Linked DNA regions of Homo sapiens: region 1 is linked to region 2. A link is a loop called in an ENCODE intact Hi-C map of the cell type or tissue named here. Cell type or tissue: MCF 10A. All regions are shown on one strand. Each heading gives the region's core, and the rest is flanking DNA. Links, peaks and the distances in the headings are about the cores only. Region 1 has its middle 29 kb from the start of SLITRK4. Region 2 has its middle 630 kb from the start of SPANXN1.

What was found. Peaks named below come from ENCODE experiments on the same cell type or tissue, not always from the same donor. Only the 100,000 strongest peaks of a DNase experiment are listed, where the experiment ranks them.
Region 1: it touches region 2 in a loop (4-fold over the local background); 1 of 110 quality-filtered maps calls a loop at or near these places.

The regions. Positions count from the first base shown.
Region 1 is chrX:143,662,473-143,667,862 of GRCh38, reverse strand. No RefSeq gene overlaps it. Among named protein-coding and RNA genes, the nearest start is that of SLITRK4, 29 kb to the right of the region's middle. In MCF 10A, for the core only: a CTCF peak has its summit at 3,343 (motif pointing left); no DNase peak of the experiment used is centred there.
Region 2 is chrX:144,613,896-144,619,285 of GRCh38, reverse strand. No RefSeq gene overlaps it. Among named protein-coding and RNA genes, the nearest start is that of SPANXN1, 630 kb to the left of the region's middle. In MCF 10A, for the core only: no CTCF peak of the experiment used is centred there; a DNase peak (open chromatin) is centred at 2,795.

The DNA of each region.
Region 1 (5,390 bases), core at 253-5,252, 950 kb after region 2:
TTAACCTTGATGGCATTTGTCCTTGCAGACGCTCCTTTGTCCATGAAGACACTCCTTGAGACAATTGTGGCCTCATCAGTACAGATAAGGTGCTTATGAGATGACCTTTGCTCCACCCATAAAACCCCTTTAGGTCTAGTGTTGGCACACAGGACTCTTTCTGATGCCTTTCTACTACTTTGAGTTGGATAAGTCCCTATGAGGCTCTCTCTAAGGCCCCACGTGTCTAGACTGACTACACAGCCACTTATTCTCTTGGGTTTTGTGCCTCCCCACAGCTTCACCTGGGAAGTAGAGTATTGAAACTCTGGCTCTGGAATACGACAATGCCTCCTTCCTCCCCACACAGGGATATCTAATCTAGCCTCTAGGAGAAACCTGTTTCCTCAAATCCTCAGCTCATATTGTTCTGTTTTCCCCTTGTATTTTTTTTTTTTTTTTTTACTATGTCAACAGTCATATTCAACAAAGCCAAACAAAGACGTTACAAGAAAAGAACATTACAGGCCATATCCCTAATGAAAATATATGCAAAAATCCCCAACACAATACTAGCAAACCACGTTCAACAGCACATTAAAAGAATCATTCACTATGATCAAGTGGGATTTACCTCTGGGATGCAAGGAAGGTTCAATATATACAAATTAAAAAATTGTGATATACCACATTAACAGAATGGAGGACAAAATCTATATGATCATCTCAATAGATGCAGAAAAAATCATTTGACAAAATTCTACATGCTTTCATTTTAAAAACTCTCAACAAATTATGTATAGAAGGAATGTACCTCAATACAATAAAGGCTATATAACAAAAACCCACAGCTGACATCATATTCAATGGGGGAAAGTTGAAAGCATTTCCTCTAATATCAGGAACAAGGCAAGGATGCTCACTCTCGCTATAGTTGCCAACATAACATGGTACTGGCATAAAGACAGACACATAGACCAATGGAACGCAATAGAGAGCTGCAAAATCAATATGAGCATTTACAGTCAATTGGTTTTTCACAAAGATGCCAAGAACACACAGTGGGGGAAGGACACTCTCTTTATTAAGTAATGTTAACAACAACTGGATATCCACATGCAGAAGAAGGGAATTAGACTGCATGTTACATCACATACAAAAAGCAAGTCAAAATAAAGTTTTAAATATAAGAAATATAAGACTTTACACTGTGACACTACTATAGGAAGCATTGTGGAAAGACTCCATGACATTGGCCTTGGCAATGATGTTTTGTATATAAACCCAAAAACATGGGAAACAAAAGCAAAAATAGAAAAATGTGATTGTATCCAACTAAAAAGCTCCTGCACAGTAAAAGAAACGAATGACAGTGTGAAGAGACAACCTACAGAATGAGAGAAAATATTTGCAAACTGCACATTTAATCAAGGGTTAATACCCAAAATATATAAGGAATCCAAGCAACTCAATAGTAAGAAAACAAATAATCTGATTTATAAAATGAGGAAAGGATCTGAATAGACATTTCTAAAAAGAGGAAATACAGGTGGCCAATAGGTATATGAAAATATTCTCAACATCACTAATTATCAGGGAAATGAAAATTAATACCACAATGAGATATCATCTCCCATCCGTTAGAACGGTTATTATCAAAAAGACAAAATATAACAAGCTTTGGCAAGGATATGGAGAAAAGGGAATCTTTACACACCGTTGGTAGGAAAGTAATTTAGTACAGCCATTGTGGAAAACAGTATGGAACTTCCTCAGATTAAAAACTAAACTAATATATGATCCAGCAATTCTACTACTGTGTGCATATCCAATGAAAATAAAATTATTATGTGGAAGAGATATCTGCAGTGCAATGTTCACGGCAGATTATTCACAATAGCCAAGATATTGAGTCAACCTAAGTGTCTATCAAGGGGTGAATAGACAAATAAAATGGAGTGTATATATACACAATGGAATACTATTCAGCCTTTTGGAACATGGAAATTCTGTCAATCGTGATAACAAGGATGAACCTGGAGAACATCATGTTAAGTAAAATAAGCCTGGCACAGAAAGACAAATACCACATGATCTTACTTATACGTGGAATCTTAAAACATCAAACTCATAGAAGCATAAAGCAGAATGGTGGTTATCAGGGGCTGGGGTGGAGGCAGTGACTGGGGACATGCTAGTCAAAGGATACAAAATTGCGATTAGCTAGATGGAATAATTTCAAAGGGCCTGTTGTACAACATGGTGACTATAGTTAATAACAACTTATTGTGTATCCCCAAATTGCTAAGAAAATAGACTTTATGTGTTATCACAACAAAGAATAATAAGTGTATGAGGTAGTGCATATGTTAATTAGCATGATTCAGCCATTCTGCAGTGTATAATTTCAAAACATCATGTTGTACACCATAAATATATACAATTTTTTTGTCAATTAAAAATAAGTTTAGAAATAGGGCATATCATTTAGGGTTTGATTAACAGAATAAATATTTTTAAAATAGGCATGTCAATTTCCTAAAAGCTTAATTTTTTTTGAAAACCCTAGCTAAGAACATTTCATATTCTCTGCTTTCTGCTTTATTATTCTTCTGAATAGTGAGCATAAAAATGGTTATCTACTTGGATTTGGGGTTAGAGATAGAAAGAAAAGTAAATTATTGAGAAAGAAGAAAATAGTAAATACTATCTTGTCACTTTTTCAAAGACTTCTTCACCCCCACAAGGTTGGCACAACTTTATAAGCATCTGGTTGCCCTTTCTTCCCGTTTTTGTGATAAGTCAGATGAAAAGTTAAATGGTCTAACAAAATTCACTCTTTTAAGCAATACGGCAGAGAATACTTTTGTAGAATAATTTTTGGTAAAATAAATAATTATCCTCTAATTGTTCTTAATATCTGGAAGTTTTCTAAACTACAGCCTATTTTTACCTTTATTTGGTCTGATACTTAGGTAATCGTGTGTGGATTTATCACTGACAACCTGGGTTATAAATTATAATAAAATTGCGTATGTGGGTTTTTTACCTTCATTTTAAAAGACCAGCTCATTAAAAAAATAATAATGCTTTAAGTTAAGAAAATATACATTAATGAAACTATGCTCAACTACTTTAAATCAATTATAAATTTTATTTATGAGTTCTTTGCTAGGATCACTGTCTACCCTGCAGCTCCCGACTTTAAATGACATATTCATAACTATGAAATCTATTACAATATAGCTTTTCACTGATTGAATTCATGATAAAAACATTATTATTTTTTGTTAGATATGTAAAATTAGATAGAATTCATCTCACTAGAATACATCTTTAGTTACAGTTTCATTGTATATTTTCTCAGCAAAGCACATGCCACCTGGTGGCTGAAAGAAGTATGTAACATAATAGGTTTCCAAAATACTGTGGAAAACCAAAGGTTCCACAATATCATTTTGAATCCGTTTCTAAACCAGTAGCAAACGTGTATTTTGGGGCAAGACGCACCACAGTGGCAAATCTTACACCTTCAAAAGTTAACACCCAGTGGAGTCTGTGTCAAATGGAGACACGAAACAGCAATACTCCATTTTAAGTATTTTTTAAAATCTTTCCAGAATTGTTTTGCATTTTGAAATATGTTTGCTTCTTTATGTCATGTCCATTTTACTAACAGAAGTAAAATTGTTTACATGCAGAATTGCTTGTCCTGGTACACACCTAGAAAACGGAGGTAAATATCTATTTTTTCCTTCAACTAACTAAGAAGGGAGGTGATTAGCCAATGTGGGAGGCATTTTTTTCTTCCAAAATTTTTACTGGAGTAGGCCCTATGTGTTAGATTCCATGCTAACAGAGGGTAAGGTGATAGAGAGGAATCTCTGGAGGAACTCTCATTGTATTGAAATTCAGAAAATCTGGCTTCCGGCTCACAGCCAGCTGGTTGTGTAAGCTCTGGCAAGCCTTAAGCCACCTGATGCACAGATAAGTTACATATGCAAGTCCTACGTTTTAAGGCTTTAAGTGGATTGATTTTGTGTGTGTGTGTGTGTGTGTGTATGTGGCTACAGTGGAAGTTTCTTTTATTTTTCGTTTTTAATTATAGTAAAAACACGTAATATAAAACATATCCTCTTAGCCATTTTAAGCATATATTCAGTAGTGTTAACTATATTCATATTATTGTATAACAGATCTCTAGAATTTCTCACTTGCAAAACTGAAGCTATACCTACTGAATTGAACAACTTTTCATTTCCCCCTACCGCAGCCCCTCATAATCATCATTCTACTTTCTTTTTCTATGCTTTTGACTACTCCAGATATCTAACTTAAATGGAATCATATAATATTTATCTGTCAGTGAATGGTTTATTTCACTTAGCATAAAGTCCTCTAGGCTCATCCATGTTTTAGCATGTGACAGAATTTTCTTTTTAAAAATGAAATAATACGATATGCCATTGTACATACCACATTTTATTCATCCATTTATCTGTCAATGGACATTTCGATTGCTTCTACCTCTTGGCTATTGGGAATAATGCTGCAATGAACATAGATGTACATATATCTCTTCAAGATCCTTTTTTCAATTATTTTGGAAATATATCCAGAAGTGGGATTGCTGGGTCATACGGTAATGGTGTGTTTAGGTGTTTTTGAGGGATCTTCACTTTGTCTTCCATAATGGCTGCATCATTTTACATTCCCACCAGCAAGGCACAAGGGTTCCAATTTCTCCCCGTTCTTGCCAACGCTCATTAATTTTTGTTTTTGTTTGTTTTACTAACGGGTGTCAGGTGATATCTCATTGTCATTTTGATTTGCATTTCTGTAATGATTAGTGATGTAGGGTCTCCTGTAATACACCTGATAGCCTTTTTTTTTTTTTTTTTTTTTTGAGACCTAGTTTTGCACTTGTTGCCCATGCTGGAGTGCAATGGCGCAATCTTGGCTCACTCCAACCTCCGCCTCCTGGGTTCAAGTGATTCTCCTGCCTCAGCCTCCTGAGTAGCTGGGATTACAGGTATGTGCCACCATGCCTGGCTAATTTTGTATTTTTAGTAGAGACGGGGTTTCTCCATGTTGGTCAGGCTGGTCTTGAATTCCCGACCTCAGGTAATCTGCCCGCCTTTGCCTCCCAAAGTGCTGGGATTACAGGCATGAGCCACTGTACCCGGCCTAACTTGATAGCCATTTCTATATCGCTTTTGGAGAAATGTCTATTCAAATTCTTTGCCTATTTTGTAATCAGGTTAACACCTTTGTTGTTTATTTGTAGGAGTTACTTATATAGTTTGCATATTAACCCCTTGTCAGATGTGTAATTTACAATTATTTTTCTTATTCTGTACATGGATTCTGTTTTTTATTCTGTTGATTCTTTTCTTTAATGTGTAGCAGTT
Region 2 (5,390 bases), core at 267-5,266:
TGACCTTTGTCTCTGGCTACGCTTAATATTTTTTCCTTCATTTCAACCTTGGTGAATTTGACAATTACGTGTCTTGGGGTTGCTCTTCTCGAGGCCTATCTTTGTGGTCTTCTCTGTATTTCCTGAATTTGAATGTTGGCCTGTCTTGCTAGGTTGGGGAAGTTCTCCTGTTAAAAGTGTTTTCCAACTTGGTTCCATTATCCCTGTCACTTTCAGGTACACCAAAATGGCCCAATTAACAGACAGAGACAGGCAAATTGAATACAGAGTCAAGACCCATCTGTATGCTGTATTCAGGAGACCAGTCTCACGTGCAAAGGCACACATAGGCTCAAAACAAAGGGATGGAGGAATATTTACCAAGCAAATAAAAAGGAAAAAAAAACAGGGATTGCAATCCTAGTCTCTGATAAAACAGACTTTAAACCAACAAAGATCAAAAAAGACAAAGAAAGGCATTAAAAAATGGTAAAGGGATCAATTCAACAAGAAGAGCTAAATACCCTAAATATATATGCACCCCAAACAGGAGCACCCAGATTCATAAATCGAGTTCTTAGGGACCTACAAAGAGACTTAGATTCCCACACAATAATAACGGGAGACTTTAACACCCCACTTTCCATATTAGACAAATCAACAAGACAGAAAATTAACAAGGATATTCAGGACTTGAACTCAGCTCTGGACCAAGTGGACCTAATAGACATCTACAGAACTCTCCACCCCAAATCAACCGAATATACATTTTCTCAGCACCACATTGCACTTAAAACTGACCACATAATTGGAAGTAAAACACTCCTCAGCAAATGCAAAAGAACAGAAATCATAACAGTTTCTCAGACCACAGTGCAATCAAATTAGAACTCAGGATTAAGAAACTCACTCAATCATAAGTGAACTCCCATTTGCAATTGCTACAAAGAGAATAAAATGCCTAGGAATACAACGTACAAGGGATGTGAAGGATCTCTTCACGGAGAACTACAAACCACTGCTCAAGGAAATAAGAGAGGACAGAAACAAATGGAAAAACATTCCATGCTCATGGATAGGAAGGATCAATATGCAAATGGCCATACTGCCCAAAATAATTTATAGATTCAATGCTATCCCCATCAAGCTACCAGTGACTTTCTTCACAGAATTAGAAAAAACTACTTTAAATTTCATATGGAACCAAAAAAGAGCCCATATAGCCAAGACAACCCTGAGCAAAAAGAACAAAGCTGGAGGCAACATGCTACCTGACTTCAAACTATACTACAAGGATAGAGTAACCAAAACAGCTGCTACTGGTACCAAAACAGATATATAGACCAATGGAACAGAACAGAGGCCTCAGAAATAAAGCCACACATCTACAACCATCTGATCTTTGACAAACCTGTCAAAAACAAGCAACAGGGAAAGGATTCCCAATGTAATAAGCGGTGTTGGGAAAACTGGCTAGCCATATGCAGAAAAACGAAACCGGACCCCTTCCTTATACCTTATAGAAAAAATTAACTCAAGATAGATTAAAGACTTAAATGTGAGACCTAAAACCATAAAAACCCTAGAAGAAAACCTAGGCAATACCATTCAGGACCGTTTTACAATATCTTAATTGTGCATACTTACTTAGAAGATTGAATTAACCAAATCAATTTCTGAATAGTATCGAGTCCCTTCAGCTCAATTATTATAGGTTTATTTAACATTTTATATCTAAAAACCTGAGTAAAAAGCACTGTGTTGACCCCTAGGATCCCTCTTTCCAGCAAAGCACTAATGTCAAGAGCAGAGAGCTGAACATGAGAAGATTACAAGAAAACCCAGAATGGCTGAGGGTATCACACTGGCTTTAGAGGAGTAGGAGGTGAGAGGAGTATGGGAGACCTAGCAGAATGCTTTGCTATAGGAAGCATGCTCCACAAATACCAGTTACCTTTCTCCTTCCAAAGGATGGGAATAAGCCAGAAGGCTTAGGGCTTTCAAGCTAGGCATTTTAAGAACAGGAAGTTTTGGAAAATGGTAGATCAACAGCCAAATAAAGAATTTTATTGGAAGTGGGACAAGAGTGTGGATGAATACCACAGGGAAAAATTAAGGTGCGATTTCCTAAGTTAATGCAAACAGCAACTAGTGAGTTTCCATGAGAGAAAAGTCAAGGCAATGCCTATATTCGATGAAAAAAAAAGTTTAGAGAAAGCCCACCGAAACTGAGGAAATGGAAAACACCACCAGCCACGGGAAGTGCTGTATTAGTTTGCTAAGGCTGCTATAATAAAGTACCACAGACTAGGTGACTTAAATAACAGAAATTCTTTTCCTCTCATTTCTGGAGGCTAGAAGTCTGAAATCAAGGTGTCAGTGGGGTTGGTTCCTTTTGGGGACCTCTCTTTGGCCAGTAGATGGTCATCTTCTCCATGTGTCTTCACATGATATTCCCTCTTTGCGTGTCTATGTCCTAATCTATTCTTATAAGGACATCAGTCTTATTGTATTAGGGTCCACACTAATGACCTAATTTTAACTTAATTGTATCTGTAAAGATTCTGTCTCCATATATGGTCACATTCTGAAATACTGGGGGTTAGGACTTCAACATAAGTAATAAACTTCGGGTTGAGGGGCCACAATTCAGCCATAACAAGTGCCTTGGTCTTAATATACATTCACTATCTCTCACTCTAAGTAACTGCTAGACTCTAAGCCAGTCAAAACAGATAAACAAGACACGGCTCTTACTCTTAGATTGCTCGCTACCTATTGGGATAGGTATTTCATTACTCATTCTGCTTTGGCACTGAGTACAAATCCACAGGAATTGGCCATAAGAATGCACCTACAACAATAAATAAGTCTCTCTTCAACTGTGGTTATTTCAAAACACATGAACATGGCCTCGATGACAGCTTCTTGAGGATGAAGAAAATAAGTACAACTGACAAGATAGTAGTGTTTATCTATCTTGATGTGAATTTAGTGGTATTTAGAGCTCATTGATAATTCAGTGTCTTGCAGTATGAATGCAATTTTACTAAATTGTTGTTTGATAGGCAGAAATGGCTAACTTTTGTAGTGTCCCACAAGACAAGGCCTGCAATAATACTTCCAGGTTGCTGGCAGTTATTTCTGTATTGATAAAAAAGTATGCTGTCCTGAATATAATAACTGCTCAATAAAATAGCTCATTGAGTAATACATTCTGGTATTCATAAAATTTTATAAAGGACATAGCCTTATAAACAAAATTATTACTGGTAAGTTTACAAATAAAGTATAGTACTGATCATTAGATTTATTTAATCAAACACAGGTTATTTTTCTAATATAAATTGCATTTGCCTACTTAGTATCTACTCTCTTTCATCTGGAAACAAAATGGTGATATATCACACACATATATAAAATTGATGTGACAAGGGGCCACGTATTTTTTTTAATGTTTTACCTCTCTATTAACATCTGGTAACAAAAGATTCAACAAACACAACCGACCCTGAAATGTCTACGTCTGGCTTGCTGATGCTGTCAGAGCCCTCCAGTATTCATTCCTGAGCTCCGTGTTTGCATTTTGAGACTTGCTTCAAACAAGTCAGAAAAAGTTTGAAAAGACAGAGACTGTTCTCACCATTTAGGTAAATTCTTCAAAATTCCACTGGATTCAGTTTTGGTTGGATTATTTTCATTGTTAAGTCACCTGTGGCCTGTTTGTATTTGGGGGCTGCTTGACCTCACTGCTTGGTCTCTTCCTCATACATTCTAGGGGTTAATTTCCAAGACGTAAATTTACTCGACACTGGCTTTAGGGAAACCCAGAGAAGCAGGACAACTGTGTTAATGTCATTTTTGGACCATTATAAACATTCTGTTCACCAAGCTCCTGGTTAATAAAGAGCACCATGCACCTTCTAGTTCCTATAACTTGAGCACATGCCCCATCAGGAGGTACCAAAGAGGTCTACTCAATAATGCATTGTTTGAAAAAGGGCATACCATGATAGAAGACATAATGGAGTAACATGCAGACTTAATTAGTTTGCTTTGCATTGCTATAAGGAATACCTGACACTGAGTAATTTATTTAAAAAAAAAAAGGTTTATTTGGCTCATAGTTATGCAGACTGTACAAGAAACATGGCAACCACGTCTGCTTTTGGCGAGGCCTCAGGAAGCTTTTATTCGTGGCAGAAGGCAAGGGGAGCCTGCATGTCACTTGGCAAGAGAAGGAGCAAGAAAGAGGAGGGAGGTGCTAGGCTCTTTTTAACAACCAGGTCTCTTGTGAACACATTAATATAGGGAGGGGATCAAGCCATTCTTGAGGGATCCACCCCCATGACTCAAACACATCCCACTTGGCCCCATTTCCAACATTGGGGGTCACATTTCAACCTGAGATTTGGAAGGGACAAATAATCAAACTATATCACAGACAACTGACATTGATCAGGTAAAACTTGATCAGGAAACTGAAAGGCAGGAGACTGGTTTGGTGGAGGAAGGAACCCTGGATTCTTCTGACCCGTATTTGCAGATTCTGTCTTAGTCTGTCTTTGCTCAGATATTTTGGGAAGCTGCATATAATAATAAATCCACATAGAGCATATATGCCAGGAACTTTTACAAATTTATATAACATTTAAATATATATAAACTAATTTGATCCTCACTAAAGTTCTATGATATGAATACTTTTATTCTCCCTCTTACAGATGAGGAAACTGAGGCACTGAGAGCGTACATAACTTCCCTGAGATCATACAACTGGTAAGTGTTGGAGCTGGGATTTGAACTCAGGTAGTGTGGCTCTAGTACTTAGTGTCTCCACAATCAGGATGCCTTTTACCATTGATCTCTGCTCTTATGCTGACCATTTCCAGCCTTGGTGAGCTGGTTAATTCCTGTCACCTAGAAAAGATTTTGTTCACTCAATCTTTGCATGTTCCCACCACCCCATACACACACACACACACACACACACACACACACACACACACACACAGAAACACACATATAGGTCTGGAACCCTGTCCCTGAATCCCAACCTCAACCCTGAACTTCATGCCAAATTCCTGCAGCTAGATGGCTCTCTGGGCTCTCTTTTTGGTTGTACATTACCCATTGGTTTTTGTTTCTGTTTTTTGTTTTTAAATTGTGCTCCACCTATCCTCCAGAAAACTCTGCTTACCACTTCCTGGATTTCCCTGTGACCAAGTTCCTGTTGCCAATTCTTCCCTCTGAATGCTGTATTTTCAATGAGTGAAGGGCCTCCTTTCCCCCAGTATCTTCTGGATCAAATTAGTGGTACCCTTCCGACCCCCAAAAAAGTTCAACTATTTTCTCAACTCTCTGAGTTTGGCTCAAATGGAAGCAGTTATATCTACTGTTCTTTGACTTAA